Regions from separate parts of the Mus musculus genome. Here region 2 is linked to region 1. Evidence: chromatin loops called from intact Hi-C (ENCODE). Cell type or tissue: left cerebral cortex. All regions are shown on one strand.

Region 1 (8,000 bases):
ACAAATGAAACAATCAGCAGAGTGAAGAGACAGCTATCGAACAGGAAAAACTCTATCTGCCAACTACACACCGGAAGAGCAGCATCTAGATGTATAAAAAACTGCAGAAATTAAACAACAACAAAATCATCTCATTGACAAATAGACCAGTGGACTGAATAGACAAATCCCCACAGAAGAAGCACAAGGAGCCAACAAATACTTGGAAAGGTGTTTGAAAGCCTTCGTTATCAGGGGAATGCAAATTAAAACTACTTTTAGGTTCTACCTCACATTCATTTGTCAAAGTGGTCAGCATCAAGACAACAAATGGCAGCAAATGGTACCAAGGATGTGGGTAGAGATGAGGACTCCTGTGCTGCCAAAGTAGGAGCTGGTACAGCCACTGTAGATCCTGACAGAGATGCTTCCATGTGACCCAGCGACACCACTCCTGGGTATGTACCTAGCAGCCTCTGAATCAGCACGTCACAGAGACACTTGCACAACCATGCTTGTTACTATTCTACTCACAAAGAATTGAACCAGCCTAGAATCCCAGCAGCAGATGAATAGACAAAGGAAACATGGTCCATGTACACAATGGAATTTTATACAGCTGTAAAGAAAAGTGAGATAATTACATTTGCTAAAAAATGGATGCGATAAGCCAAGCTCAGGAAGACAAGTGCTGCGTGCTCTCCTTCCTCTGCCGAGCCTATATTTAAGTTTTATATATAGGAGTGTGTATCTGTGTGTGCTTATTTTTTAAAGTTATTGATCATTTACTGAATACAGGCATTATTAGCCTCTCGGGATTTGAAACTATGTAAAACGTATTGTGTTGTTGTTATGGGAGAACTTATAATTGGCCATTTGCTTTAACTAAATGGTAGGCTCCTGCCATCCTCCCCAAATGTCTGCTTGAATTTATAATTAGTAATATGCTGGATGAGATACTGGCTTTGCCTCTAAATATATTTCTCATCTGCATCTATGACACACAAAGAAGACCTTTCTAATTCTTGAAGCCAACCTCCAGCATCTTTGCGTATGTGCTAGTTTACAGAACACATAGGCATATGAAATGCCTCTATTTTTATCCTAAGCTTGTGCATTTGGAAGAAAGGAAGAGATGTTTACTTACAGATTAGAATATATATTAATTTGGTCTTAAAGGGGAAATGACTGCTTCGTTCATGCCCATGGTGGAGGATTGTACAGGAAATTCTAAATTCTGGCTCTGCAGGTCTGAGCTACATGCAGGTCAGTCTTTCTGGTGTTTTTTACTTTTCTATTTGCAGGAACTTTGATATCTGAGGCAGTGATGTCAGCCTTGGCCATATGATAGACTCAGGTCAATGAGATGTTATCACATAAGTTATTTTATACTTTACATATACTTTAAGAGCCAGCATTCAGTTGCGAAATTTCTCTTTCTTCTTCTGCCTCAGCATCAACACATCCTTGACCAGAGCTGCTGTTTCAGTGTGGGTCACTAAATAAAGAAGAATATAACATCCGTGTAGCATAGAAAGAAATAAGTTTATGAGGTGGAAGCCATTAAGGTTTTCAGATCATCTGCTACTTCAGTGTAATGCAGCCTGAGATGACTCTCCTCTACGTTAAGAACAGTATGGTTCTCTATGATAGGAGGCCCCTGTTCTCTCCTTAATCCAATTCATTCATTTGCATTTGTAACACGTGACTTTACTTTCATAGAATCAGCACATTGGACAGCAGTGTAATTTTTGGAGGGTCAAGTACAAGAAATATCTTACCTTTTTTTCTTCTTCTTCTTCTTCTTACAAATACTAGGACAGCATTTCATGCTGATAATCAAAATTTCTAGCTCTAATCTTTAATATCAACCGATTACCTGGGTTGACTTCAAGATAAAAGGCAAGAATAAACTGTGATCTCAATTTAATTTTTTTAAAAATGAAAAAAAGAAAAAAACCTAACTGTGGTTTTTGAGATGACTCATTGGGTAAAGGTGCTTGTGGCCAAGCCTCATGACCTGAGTTTGATCCCAAGGACCCACGGGATAGAATGAGACTCCCCCAAGCTGTCCTCTGACCTCTGTCCACGCACCTGCATTTGGATGAACACACCAATAAATCAATGCAATGCAGTTTTAAAAAAATCATATTGACCAACTCTCCATCCTGAAGGTGCTTGAAGCTTGAAGCTCCATGACCTTTCAGCCCAGGCTTTCATGCTATTTAACCCATGCTTGTCACAGAAGAAATAATGTTATTGCCATTGCGCTTGTATTCTATCTGCTTGCTCTTCCCTTGAGAATAAGGATAATATTTTGTCCAACATGCAATACATATTATATCAATAGATTCATTTTTCCAACCACTCATTTATTGATTCAATGATTATTTATTGAGTAGTTATTACTATATGTCAGATAAAGTTATCAGTCTAGGGAATCCAATGTTGAGCTAACAGATATGGTCTATGACTCAAGGAGGAGACAGGCACAAAACAATTAAGAAACAGAAAAACAAAAAGAGTTTAAGTGTTATAAAGGAGAGACCCAGGTTGAAATGCTAGATGATATTAATGATCTATAGGTGCAAACTTAAAAGGGGGTGTTGAAGAAGGCTTCTGTGAAGAGGTAAAATCCATGCTAAGGCTTAGTTTAAGAGTCAGCTTCAGAAAAAGGCTTCATAGAGCTAAGAAAGCAGAAGTCAAAATCTCCAAGACCAATAAGATTTAGATTGGTCCTTTATTTGAGGAGCTGAAAGCCATGGCATTTTCATAGACAGACCTGGAAAAGGAGCAGTTAAAAAATGAAAGGACTTTGGATTTTCAACAAATTCTTCTGGGACAGCAAGAGTGGGAGTTTAGTAACCTTTGACTCCACCAGGTTTGGGCTACACATACACACCTGTCATCTAGTAATGCATTTGTGAGCCTGCGACCCTTACCTGAATGTTCTATGCACACTCGTGCTCCTCTCCAGATGATGCACTTCACAACCTGTTAGCAACCCAGGACCCACTTGCTCTGAGCTGCATGTACACCCCTCTACGAACAATGGAATGAATCGGTCTCTCTTCTGCTTAAAGAACACCGTTAATACTTATAAATGTGATAAGGAATGTGAAGATTGCTAACTGGCCTCCTGTAAGAGAACAACTTCCTCAGTGTGCCTTTTAAGACTTTTTTATCAGGGAGGATATGGGTAAATTTGGAGGAGAACAAACTGCCAGAGTCATGCACACACACATGCACACAAAATATGATCACAGACCAGATGGACGAGGTGGCAGTGATGGGGAAGTAAAGGACAGGTTTGGCTAGATTTCAGATCAAGTAATTCTGACATGACTACCAGATGAATTGGGGAGAGAGGAGAGAGAGCAAGGTGAGGCTTCTGTTTCTACCTTATGTAAGGAAGCCATTTACTAATATGTAATCCACTAGGAAAGAAACAGCCTTACAGTGGGAGGAGGTAAGAATTCTCTGCTGGATATGTTAAGGATGAAAGGTCTGGAAGATAAGTAAGAAGAAATGTTGTCGAGTGGGCAGCAAGAGACATGAGCCTATAATGGAGGGAAAAAAAGCTTTGGGCTTAAATGAAAAGCTTAGAGTTGCCAGCATATAGATGTTACATAAAGGCACAGGAATAAGGGAGATGTAAGGGACCCAGCTGAATGAATGAGTGGTTGGATGCATGAGGAGGATGAGAGGGATGAGGGGAGGGGAGGGGAGGGGAGGGGAGGGGAGGGGAGGGGAGGGGAGGGGAGGGGAGGGGCTGACGGCTCCATTAACCACATGAAGATCCTAGAGCAGCTGGCTGGCCAGTAGAGACAGAGGGAGGAATGGGAGCTGCTTGGGTTCCTGAGCTCCTAGTTCAGCCAGAGTTCCAAAAGGGTTTCTCAAATGAGAGCAGGGCTGTGGGAGGACTGTAGCCGAAGAGAAGTCTGTAGGGCACATCAGCCCTGTGGGAGGTTGAACTGTTAGAATGGATGCTGAGATGGTTGGGCAGCCCACTGGGAGTGGGAGGAGTTACTTACTGACTGGAACATGAGTACAGGATTGAGGTGGGCAGAGAGTAAGCATCTGGGAAGGAAGTGGGGAGGGATGGGATGGTGGGAGGTGGTTGCAGCGCAAGAACAAAAGAATTAGATAGATGGGGGAGGGCTTATGTACTGGCTAGTTTTGTGTCAACCTGACACAGCTGGAGTTATCACAGAGAAAGGAGCTTCAGTTGAGGAAATGCTTCCATGAGATCCAACTGTAAGGCATTTCCTCAATTAGTGATCAAGGGGGAAAGGCCCCTTGTGGGTGGGACCATCTCTGGGCTGGTAGTCTTGGGTTTTATAAGAGAGCAGGCTGAGCAAGCCAGGTAAAGCAAGCCAGTAAAGAACATCTCTCCATGGCCTCTGAATCAGCTCTTGCTTCCTGACCTGCTTGAGTTCCAGTCCTGACTTCCTTGGTGATGAACAGCAGTATGGAAATGTAAGCCGAATAAACCCTTTCCTCCCCAACTTGCTTCTTGGTCATGATGTTTGTGCAGGAATAGAAACCCTAACTAAGACAGCTTATTTAGAAGTTCATGACCAAAAAAGCCAATGAAACAGCCAATAAGGATGAGGTTGGTGTCTCTGGCCAATCCTAGCTGGCTTCTGCGGGGATTGGCTCAGGTGGCACAAGGAGTGACTTCCGGGAAGTCGAGAGAAGTGGGCAGCAGAGGATGATGGAGCCTCAGTGCAGATGGCAAAGAGATAGCATGAGAGAAAAGAGGGCTGGAGAAATATGTCCTTAGACATCTTTTGATCTTGGGTCTACAAGTCAGGGAGGATACATCAGAGTAACTAGTGTCCCCAGACCTCTGCACAGGGAGAGGCCTGAGTGTTCCGGAAAATACTTTGACATGGAGTAGTTCTGAAGCAAAAGATGAAGTTCCCAAATTGATGGGAGAAGATACAGCAAAGTAAGAAAAACCAGCCAACCTGCTCTGAGTAAGACATGGAGAGGGATTTAGAGTTTGGGTGAGAGTGAGGCTGGTAGCCAGGGAAAGGAAGGTGGTAAGATGGCTGGAAGTGCAGACAGGCTGAGAGGGAATCCTGCTTTCTAGATGAAGGTTCTTGGGAAAGTGATAATGTCGATTGAGGTTGTTGTGCCGCGTGGTGCACTTCCTTGTTACCCACATTTCAGCACAAGCCTCCTGAACTCAGAGAACATGCATAGAGAGGAAGGTTCTCATCATTGGATAATAAAGCGAACCCCAAGTTGAAAGTATTTGAAGGCGATCTGGAGGAGGAGTCATACCTCATCCAAGAGCCTTCTGAGAGAATGGGTTCCCTTCTGCAAGTGGGGGATGTAGCCAGTTCCATTTGAATCTTAAATACCCTCAACTGACGTCAGGTTTTATGTATACTCTGCAAGATGTGGCATTCAGCAACCTTAACTAGGTGTCATCTCTTCCCTGTTCAGGATGCTACCACAGGTAAATAGTGTCTATTTGTTCCTGGTTTTCAGATGGGAACTGGGAGCCTCAGAGAGGTAAGCTAACTTGTCTGATGTCACAAAGCTTTTTAGCAATGGAGGAGTGGTTCAAACTCAGATATCCCAGACTCTGGTGTTCCTTTGATTTCACCAGATCTTACTTGGACACAGTTCCTAGGAGACAGTGGAAAGACTGACATCTCTAACAGAAGTGGCAGGAGAAGGCCTTGGGGGGTGGCTCAGTCAGTAAGCACTCATCCTGTGACAAAAGCTGGGAGTGGCAGCGCAGACCCATCATCCCAGCTCTGGGAGGTACAGACAGAATTAGCACAGGGGCCTCACTAGCCAGCCAATCTGGATTCATCAGCTTTTTCTAGGTTCAGTGAGAGATGCTATCTCAAAAAAATTTAAGGTGGAGAAATATTGTGGAAGGCTTTTGATGTTGAACTCATGTGTGCTCACACCTGTCCACACACCTGCACATGTACCTAAACACACACACACACACACACACACACGGGGGGGGGGGTGAGGAGTGGCGTAAGGAGGGAGGGAGGGAGGGAGGGAGGGAGGGGGAGGCACAAGTATGCAGGGTTAGGGAGGGAAGGAGAAAGGGAAAAGAAACAATTGAGGAGTGGGAGGAAGTATTTGATGATGTAAACTTATTTCTGTCTCTCTATCATTCCCCACCCCCAACCCCTTCCATCTGCCTTGGAGATTCTGAGACCAGCATTATGATGCTGGGAGGGAGGAATGGAGGGGAGGAGAGAAGAGGGGAAGGAAGGAAGAAGAGGAAAGGGGAAGAGAAGAGAAAGGAGGAGGGGAGAGGAGAGGAGAGAGAGAGAGAGAGAGAGAGAGAGAGAGAGAGAGAGAGAGAGAGAGAGAGAATTAGTAGGTTCTCCCTCCCTGTTTAATTTTGGATGCCTAGTCTCTTTGTAAAGTAGTTACTTTCTACTTGGCGGAGCAGACATGAACAGTGTTAATTTTATAATTGGCCTACCACCCTGGGTGCCCAATAAACATTTGGTGCCAAACAACATTCTTCCAGCTCAAACAGCCTTCTCCTTCAAGCCATCGGGTGCCGTGTGTAGGCCCTGAGGCCTGTGCATGCTTCAAATAGGCTTAAACTGTGCACTTTCTACTTCACAGCAGGAACTGGCTCCTTTAGCACTTGGTTTTCACCCAGGATCTCTCCGGGTTATACTCTGGCTTAGTTATGCTAAATGATGACTTTTCTGGGCCCAAATGTGAAAACAGGGCCTTGATTCATAAGTACACAGTCGCTTGGTCCTCTCTGTGGTTGTCCAGCACTCTCCAAACCTCAGTGTGGTGTCTGCATTATTGAGTCCTCAAAGGGTGGCAAGAGTGCTGAACAGAACTCAGGGTTGTAAGTTGGAAAAGCTGGCCCCTACCCAGGTTTCTCCATTAAGAGCTGATGGGGGGGGGGGGCTAGCAAACACATAAGTGGATGCTCACAGTCAGCTATTGGATGGATCACAGGGCCCCCAATGGAGGAGCTAGAGAAAGTACCCAAGGAGCTAAAGGGATCTGCAACCCTATAGGTGGAACAACATTATGAACTAACCAGTACCCCGGAGCTCTTGTCTCTAGCTGCATATGTATCAAAAGATGGCCCAGAAAGAGAGGCCCATTGGACTTGCAAACTTTATATGCCCCAGTACAGGGGAACGCCAGGGCCAAAAAGTGGGAGTGGGTGGGTAGGGAAGTGGTGGGGAGGGTATGGGGGACTTTTGGGATAGCATTGGAAATGTAATGAGGAAAATACCTAATTAAAAAAAAAAAAAGAGCTGATGGGGGCATTTGTTTTCTCTGGATCTCAGATCCTCCACTGTAGAGGGAGGGACTAAGCCTGGATTGGGGACGATGGGTGTGCCTCCAAGACAAAACTGTCTATCCAGGCAGGGAAGGCGTGGAGTCAGGAGCAAGAAGCTAGCTGGCCACATTCTATCATGGTCAGGAAGCAGAGAGAGGACAGGCTATAAAACCTCAAAACTTGCCACAGTGACCAGCTTTCTTAAGCAAGGTTCCATTTCTTGACCACCTTCTTAAACAGCAGGACCCCCTGGGGCAAGTGTTCAAACACATGAGCCCATAAGGGTGTTTCACTTTCAGACAAGAGCAACAGACATTGCAAATGTACTTCCTGTCTGGAATATTCTCAACACTGTGTTCTGCCCTGCCTGTTAGTAGGCTGTGTTCAATGTCAGGAGACAACTCTGCTTTGTCTGCTCAGAGAAGAAACCACCCACCTGGTGATTGCTTCAAGGAAGACTGCTTCAAGCTGGTAGGAATCTGTCGTGCTCTTTACTCCATCCAGAATTCTATTCCCTCATGCAATGGACTTTAAGGGCATTTTATAGCCACTCCCATTGGGAAAGTCTTTGGGTTTGAACTCCTCTGTTAGAACGTTATGTTTTACCTTTATTTTCCTCTTGAGTAGAAGAAAAGGATGTTAGCTTTCATAATAAAGTTAGGAAAGATCTTTGAGATAACAGCGATTTGATGCTAACAACAGATATGTATTGAAGACT
Region 2 (8,000 bases), 310 kb before region 1:
ATAACTACCAGATTGATGTGGGTAGTGAAACGGCACTCAGAGAGGAGAGCTGTTAACACAGTGTGCTGGCAGAGCCTCGTGCTCGTGCTTAAGCACCTGCGCTGTTCTGTGACTCAGAGCAAGAAATACGAAACAAACCCCCGTCGTCAAACGGGAACCTGGCAGGAATAGTCCCTGGGTTTCCATTTGAACAGAACTCCATTAAGAGATTACCAAGAAGCACCAAGGCTGTGGCTGAATAAGCAATTGAAACCCAACCCTAAAGCTCATCTAGATGAATTCACACGGCCCTCGCTCTGCAGAGGGTGGCTGGGATTATGCGCACCTTATGTTGGTGTTTAAAAGCATGGGGTTGGAGGTATGGGGAAGAAAATAGGCCTTGAAGCCCCACCAAAATGTTCTGTAGCTGGGTCCTTTCCTAGAAGAGAGAATGCCTTCTACCACGTGGGGATGAGACCCCAGACCACCCCTTTACCACGCCAGTGTGTTTATGGTGGCGTTCCTTTTCATTCATTTCAAAGATGCTATTGAATTTGTCACAAGCCACAGCCATCTCATTCTTTCTCCAGGCGATGTTTTTTTGATAAATGTTGATGAGTTTATAACTGTAAAACCAAATGACATTTCTAGTGTGATACACGATTTACTTCTTGCATAATTATATCTAATGGCTTTGCGTGTAGAAAGGCATTTACCATTTACTTTTGTGTAAAATGACAATCTAAACCCCCAGGCCTGAGTTTTTAAATTTTTTTTTTTACACAAAGATAAAGACTTAATTAAAAACCAAACACAATTTATTTTTGTAACCAGCATTTAAGGTACCTAGTCCTTTGGTTAAATATGTGATAAAAATCACAATGCTTTCAGTAGCAAAGATCAGTGAGTTTCATTTTCCCTCTGTCTTTGAAACACTGTCGAACCCATTTAATTATCAAACTGATATCCAGGATGGCTTCTTGTTTCTCATTTCTAGTTAAAAGAGCTTTTTTGAAATTTAGCAGAGAATTGAATAATGTGTTCAGTTAATGAGGAACATTTAAGAGATGTTTCTGAATTCAGTGTGATAGCCCGATGATAAACCACCACCACAGTGCAGGCAGACTGTCTAAGCAGCAACGACATTGTAGTCCATTGACTGTGGGCAAGCTTAGCTTAGTTTTATTTTCCTTTTTTTTTTTTTTCCTGTTTTGGTTTTATATCCTGGCTATTCTAGTATGTGGTGTAGAAATGTCCTTTATATATTTTGAGGTGTTTATTGTCATAAAGTAGATGGCTTCCTAGAGAAAAACAGTTCTGTTCTTTAGCCTTCCTTGTGGGAGATAGAGCCTTATAGTCTGGTAAGGCCGACGCATGCTCAGACAGACAGACAGACAGACAGCTGGGTGACTTTCCAGACAGAAGCCTGCTGTGGCTCCAGGTCTACTACTGGCTAGTATCAGTGAGAAGTTCAAGTTCTCTCTTTCCACAGGAAAAGGTCCTGATGCTGTTTCTTTATTGAGGAAATAGACTAGGCAGTTGGAGAGACAGGTCCACGTGTAAGAGCACTGGCTGCTCTTGCAGAGGACCTGGGTTTGAGTCCTAGTACCCACAGAGCAGTTCAAAACTGCCTGTAACTCCAGTCCCAGGAGACCCTACATACTTTTCTGGCCTCCAAGGTCACTGTAAACACATGGTGCATGAACACACATGTACACAAAACGCCCATAAATGAAAGAATGAACAAATTCCTTAAGAAAGAAAGGAGAGAGAACTAAATCTAATTAGTCTCTTCTATGGGACTTAAAAGAATGTTCTTATTTTCTGCTTCAATATTTCTCAGAAACTCTTATTGAATACTTGTCAGCATCATGGGGTCTCTCCTTTTCACATTGATACTAGGAAGCAGCATTTGCTGAATTTTTTGGAGTTAATGGTTTGGTTTGGTTTGGGGGTTTGTATTTAAGGCTAAGCTATGGCATTATACGTTCACACAAGTACTATTAAGTGGCTTTTTTTGAGACATGGTCTCACTGTGTAGTTCAGGCTAGCCTCCAAGCCTTCTGCTCTTGGCCTCCTACTCCTAGCCACAGCCTTACACCATCACAGCAGACTCCTGGTTTTGTTCGTCTGGTTTTAAGGGGTGTGTGGGCATTGCTAGTGATCAAACTAAGGGTCCCAGACTTGATAGATAAATTCTCGACGACTCTGCTACCTCTGCCTCTTACTCCTAAGTGGATGGAATTGTGGCCACCTGACCAAATCCCAAAGCCAAGGAAGCTATTGGTAAGGAAGAAAAAATTAGGGAAGAGGAGCAGGGAAACTGTTTATCATAGTAAGCACACAAACAGGGGTAGGTAGTTATCTGACACCTGAGCTGGGCTTCAAAATTTGGAGAAACGCTGCAGCCAAATCTAATTCGTGGGTTTTGAGGTATGAGAGATGTGAGGAGTGCACAGACTTATAATTAAAATGCTAGGGGGAGCCTCCAGCTTGTATCTCAGGTCGGGGTTTTAATAATGCATCTGTGAACTGCCTTCTATTGCCTTTAACAAAATCATGCAGCCATAGTCACTGCAAGTTTCTTTTTAAAAATCTATAACGAACCAGTGTGTATGTGTGTGTGTGTGTGGGGGGGTGATGTTAAACTAACATTTAAGACCTTTCAGAAGGCCTTCAGAATTTATTGGAGGAAGGCACAGAGTCACTTTCTATGGAAGAGTGGCTAGGAAGAAGCATTTTCATGCTCTTAGGCTGCGACAGGTGGTATAGATTAATGTTGAATACATACAGAATCTATTGAGACTAATTAAAGATGCATATCCACATGGAATACCACATCTCAGTGGTTCTTTGGCAGCCAGTCTAACCAGCACATGGAATGTTTATACCAAGCATTTTTCAAAATTAGCCAAGAATGGTAGCAGTGAAACTCCTCAAAACTGCCCTAAAAGAATTCTTAGTTTCTTCGTGTTATAGAGAATCCCCTGAGAGTCTCTGCCTCTGAACAGTACTCCTCGGACTAGAAAAGGTTATAAAGTCTGCTCACCTCTGATAATACAGTGATATGCAGCAGCCCTTAAAATACTACATGGCGGTACAAAACCATGGCTGACTGTATCCAGATCTTATATGCAGAACTCAGTTTAGCAACTTAGCATTGACTTGTAAGAAGGTATCCAGGACCTTTCCTTCCTAGGAGGGCATCCATCTCTCACCCAAGGAGGTGAGATGGAAGGGCCTGTCACTGGAGCTTCACTCAGGAGACCGAATTAGCACATTGGCTCCTAGCCCTCCATCCCTTCCCCAGGTTGACTGAATACCCTTTGGTGAGTAGAATGTTTCTCACCAATGCTAATGAGCAGTTCACTTTGACACTGTACACAAACACAATCTGGTGGTTGCGTTCAGATGTTTTTCCTTCCTGCTAATGAATAAACTCCCAGTGGCTCACAGTTAGCTGAGGTAAGCAGTGACTCGAGGTGTACCCCCCAAAATGATTTATTAACTGCCATAAATGGAATGAGCTGGATTTTAGAGAAAGTACAGGGTTGTCTTGACCTCAAAAATCCAGGGTAAAAAGATAATTTTAAATAAATGAGCTTAATACTTTTAGAGCATATCCCATACCAAAGTTTTTATTTAAGACCAAGGATGTCACTCAGTGGTACAGCATGTGTGATGAACATTGTGTAGCCCTGGCTTCAATCCCCACCACCATAATAAATAAATATGTGTGTGTATGTGTGTGTGTGTGTGTGTGTGTGTGTGTGTGTGTGTGTGTGTGTGTGTATGTATAACTTTGAAGTGGGGATTGTAAAGTTGAGAGTCAGGAGAACATACGACATGTAAGAGTTCCTGATTCTCAACTGGCTGAAGAGGTGTCATCTGGCAGTTTTCTTTTTTAGTAAGCTCTGACTTGAGCTTCACTGGGCCGCCAGCTACCTGCTCTGTAATAAGAAAGAGGCAGTTTCTCCATTCCTTTTAAGATTTTAACCAAAAAAAGCAAATCCTATAGACTTCAGGAAGAGTGTGTATGTAGGGTGTGGGGTGTGTTCTGGAAGACGCGAGAAGGGGCTTCGAGAACTTACACCAAAGAGATTAATATTTATAGACATCAGCATTGGTCTCTCACCAGCATTTATAACCCTAGCAGTGGCAGATTGAGGGCTGAATCAACGTTTTCCGCCCCTCTGTAAAATAATAAATGCCGTAGAGTAGCTCTCAGAACTGCCTTTCTCATAGGGATAAATCAGGACAGTTTGTGTTGCAGGAGAGACTTAAAACTTATAAATATGTTGCCCTTTAGGCTACTATTCATCAAATTGTCTGATATGAAATCTAGACTAAAGGCTTTTGTTATTGTGTGTCTGCGTATTCTCTTTTAGAAGTATAAATTGGAAAGAGCGCTGTCATTTTGGTCATGCTGGCCTGCTGTGCTACTTAAATGCATGTCCCTTTTGGGATGAATTTGAAGAGAAGGAAATAGTGGGAGTTGACGACTGCACACTTTTCTACAGATCCTTTTGGTCGCCTGAACTTCCCTAGCAGAAGGCATAATTTCCAGCAGGAAAAATACAGTAAATAACTGCTTGACAAATGACCTATTTTACTGCAGCCGACTTTCTAAGACACTGGAGTGGAGGCATTGTTCCTTACAGGTCCCATCTGGGTTCAGAGAGACCCCTGCTTTTCTCCTCAGTCCCCAGTGCGAGTGGGCCCAGCCACAGCTCTGCACAGGGCCAGTTGAGCCAAGGCTTGTGACAGATGCTGCAGGTCACGTGGCTCTGTAGGTCTCAGAGCATCTCAAATCTCACTCGACTTTGCAGTTCTGCAGCTGAAGTTCCTGGCTTCTGTGGTTTGGAGTCAGAGTTGAAGCTCGAGCGCTACCCTGTGCTCCCCTCGGTGCCTTTAGCTGTTGAATGGCATATGGTGTGTGGAATCACCTGCTGTTAGGAGGCCCCCACAGAGTATGTACTAAGCAGTTTTCCTTTCTAAAGTGTGGTACAGCTCCTAGTTTTCCAGAATAACTAATTGGGAGCATAAACCTCACTTTGCCCTTGAATGGTTTGCAATTTAGGAGACCTGAATAATGAAAACGGAGGACCTATGAAAGCAGCCAACAGGCCCTGCCGCAGCTCGAGTGTTTGTTTGCCCAGTTGGTCAGGGAGAGCTGTTGGGGGATCGCTACCCTGGGAAGAAATGGCAGCTCTTAGGAGCTTGCGTGCTGGTGACTTGGGAGCATCTTGAGAGTCGTTACCACTTGAGGTCTGTATCTTGCCATGTCAAGTTATACAGGAACAAGACTCAACCCCCTGGTTGATTCTCTTTAGAATTGGCCTGAATGCCATTATGTGGCCAGAAATGCACTGTTTGTGTTCGGGCCGAGGAATGATCCTTGGGAGTCCAGTCTCAGGGGCCTGGCAAGGTAGAGCACAGCCTTGAACCAGACAGTGCAAGGAAACTCATGCCCAGATATTTTCACCTCTGGTTGGTCAGCACAGCCAGCAGGAACAAGCTGTGTCCCAAATCCTACCTGCATGTGGCTTCACAGACTGCGGCCCTGGAGCTGTGCTTGTCCTGAGCCCCACTTGTCCGTTTGAGATGGTGGCAGTTTGACTTGCCAAGTCAGATTTCTTGTACTTGGTACAAGTCAGAATGCACAACCTTATCACTGGTAACTGACTCGAAAGAGGGGCTCAGGGACAGGAGAGCACAGGCTTTCTCTTTATCAGATGCCTTTCAAGCCGCTCCGCATGCGTGTGATGGCTAGCACCATGATGAAGACTGACAGTTTCATCAAGAAAGCAAGGAAGAAAATCTGCAGACAATAAGTGGGGGCTGTGGTTGGCCCTGCTCTGTTTACCCTCCATGGTGCCTCCTGGACATCGAGCGGGGAGCTGGGGGGACCCTTCCTCAGGACTCCCGGCACTTGGTCCTTTCTTTTGCTGCCCTTTGTGAGCCACAAGGGTAACTTGAAGACTTACTGAGTGAAAAGCTCAGGAGAGTTTATGGACAGACCTACTGAGTGGTGCTGGTAGCAACCAGGTGTGGGGGTTGGGTGGGGGGTGGCTGGCCTTGCCTTGCATGAACAAACTGCCAGCTTTGCTCAGCCTCTCGTCCTCCTCTGCAGCTGAAATCCATCTCAAACTGCAAATATCTTAGCAAAGTGCGCAGACCAGAGAAGCTCAAGTGTAGAAATCAAGCCTGAATTTATAGACACAGAACTTCTCAGTACTGTTACCCATCACTTATAGCTACTGACTTAGCCCCCAGTCTCTTTCCTGCCCCTAAGATAGCAGCAAGCAAGGCCAGTGGTCTGTGAGATCCCATACCATGCTAACCGTCCCAGGCCACTCAAAAATCCCTTCTTTCCTTGACTTAGCAGGGATCAGTAGACGTCATTGGTGGCGGCGGAAGGGAGCAGCATGGTCTCCAGAAGGGAATCCTGTTGCTGACAGTCATCTTCCCTTGAGGTTTCAGCTCAGCCCAATGACCCTGTCATAATGAGATGGTGACGTTCATGAAGCCGTTCCTAAAGCTCCTTTTGGAAAGTGTCCTCCAACGTTAGGCTCCCCACCCAGCCTCACCATCTCCTAAGCATCACATTCTTTTATAGAAACAAAGGGGAGAATTGGATGCCTCAGGAAGGAGCCTTTGCCAAAGAAAGCAATTCTGGGTTAGTTTGTGTGGTAGCCAAGGAAATGTATCGAGCAGGGTAGAACATGTCTGTTGTTCACAGAACCTACATAATGCTTCAGAAATGTGTGATTTCCAGTGTGTGTTAAAATAAGAAGTGGTTGTTTGATTTATCTCCCACAATGGTATGGTATTCTTCTTCTAAGAGGCATTTCATTTGCAAGCCAGGCACTGTAAATTTGAACTGAATATGTAAGTAAATACTCCGTAAGGAGATGGAGTGATGGCTGTCCTTGGCAGAGAAGATGTTATAAGAATGAAGCATTTGGTTTTGGGGAAAGATTCAGCATTGGAAGTACATTAGAATCCAGAGGGGTCAAGACAGTTACTGTGCCAGCCAAGCAAGCTCAAAGTTGTCCTGAGCCATAATTATAGATGTCCGCCTACAAACAGAGTAGTTTAGGTGTTATAGCTCCCATATTTGCCCTCAAGCACTCAGAAATACATTGGAGCCATTAGTTGACTTTGAACTTCATTTTTGGGGACATTGCCTGGCTGCACGGCAGCTTGGTGTGTTACAGTTTTTACTGTGGCATCTCTGCATGGCAGTGACAAAGGCAGTGACAGTGTTTTATCAAGTCCTAACAAGATTGCCTCCGTGCATAATTGTTAAACTAAAGAGCTGTCGATCCACTGATGTGGAACAGGCGAGAAACTTAAAGAATAGAGAAAACCCATAATCGCAGAGTAACTTGTATCTCTGATTTATTCTGATTTATTATTTATCACATCACGGTTAAAACAATTTCCTACGGTTTTGTGTATTTTTAATATTATTTTGACATTGAATTTTCACCTAATGCAAAGGAAGGTTTCAGCAACTTTTTGAGCATTTATATATGCAGGTAGTTAGGGGGGCGGAAATCCCTTTTTTATTAAGATACAGGATGCATGTTTATCAAAATTCATCTCAGATTCCATTTAGAAATAGAGATATCTTGGTTTTGAAAGAGCTTACTGAGCTGCGAAGAATGACAGATATTACTGACAGAACAAAGTTACGAATGATAAAAGAGCCCAGCAAATGCGTATCCCCGAGTGGCTATAAATTAACCAGCAGAAGCAAGAGTGCTGTTGGTTGGTGGGCATAGAGCAAGCATTAAGTTGCTGTGCGTAGGAGGGAATGTCTAGTGAGCATCCCTGTAGCTTCTTGCCAAAGTATCTAGCCACTCAGTAGCCCAATCCTGAATGGTGGCTGGTGTGAGAGCCCACCACTCTGCGGGACTCCTGCCACCAGACAGAATGTAGAGCCAGAGCCCTAAAGGAGACCACAGGCACAGCAGCTGCACAGTGGGTCCTGCAGAGAGTCCAGCTGAGAAAGT

Evidence for each region. A loop is a pair of places that touch in the nucleus more often than their neighbours do. Peaks named below come from ENCODE experiments on the same cell type or tissue, not always from the same donor. Only the 100,000 strongest peaks of a DNase experiment are listed, where the experiment ranks them.
Region 2: a loop joins it to region 1, with 8 times the contacts of the local background. A loop is called at or near these places in 3 of 42 quality-filtered maps.

The regions. Positions count from the first base shown.
Region 1 is chr9:48,069,308-48,077,307 of GRCm38, forward strand. No RefSeq gene overlaps it. Among named protein-coding and RNA genes, the nearest start is that of Gm40518, 85 kb to the right of the region's middle. In left cerebral cortex, no CTCF peak of the experiment used is centred here; DNase peaks (open chromatin) are centred at 504, 1,024, 3,445, 3,977 and 5 more places; H3K27ac peaks cover 6,374 bases.
Region 2 is chr9:47,755,209-47,763,208 of GRCm38, forward strand. The region is part of intron 1 of Cadm1 (cell adhesion molecule 1); the gene reads left to right. Among named protein-coding and RNA genes, the nearest start is that of Gm10677, 59 kb to the right of the region's middle. In left cerebral cortex, no CTCF peak of the experiment used is centred here; DNase peaks (open chromatin) are centred at 90, 2,786, 4,104, 4,513 and 3 more places; H3K27ac peaks cover 5,968 bases.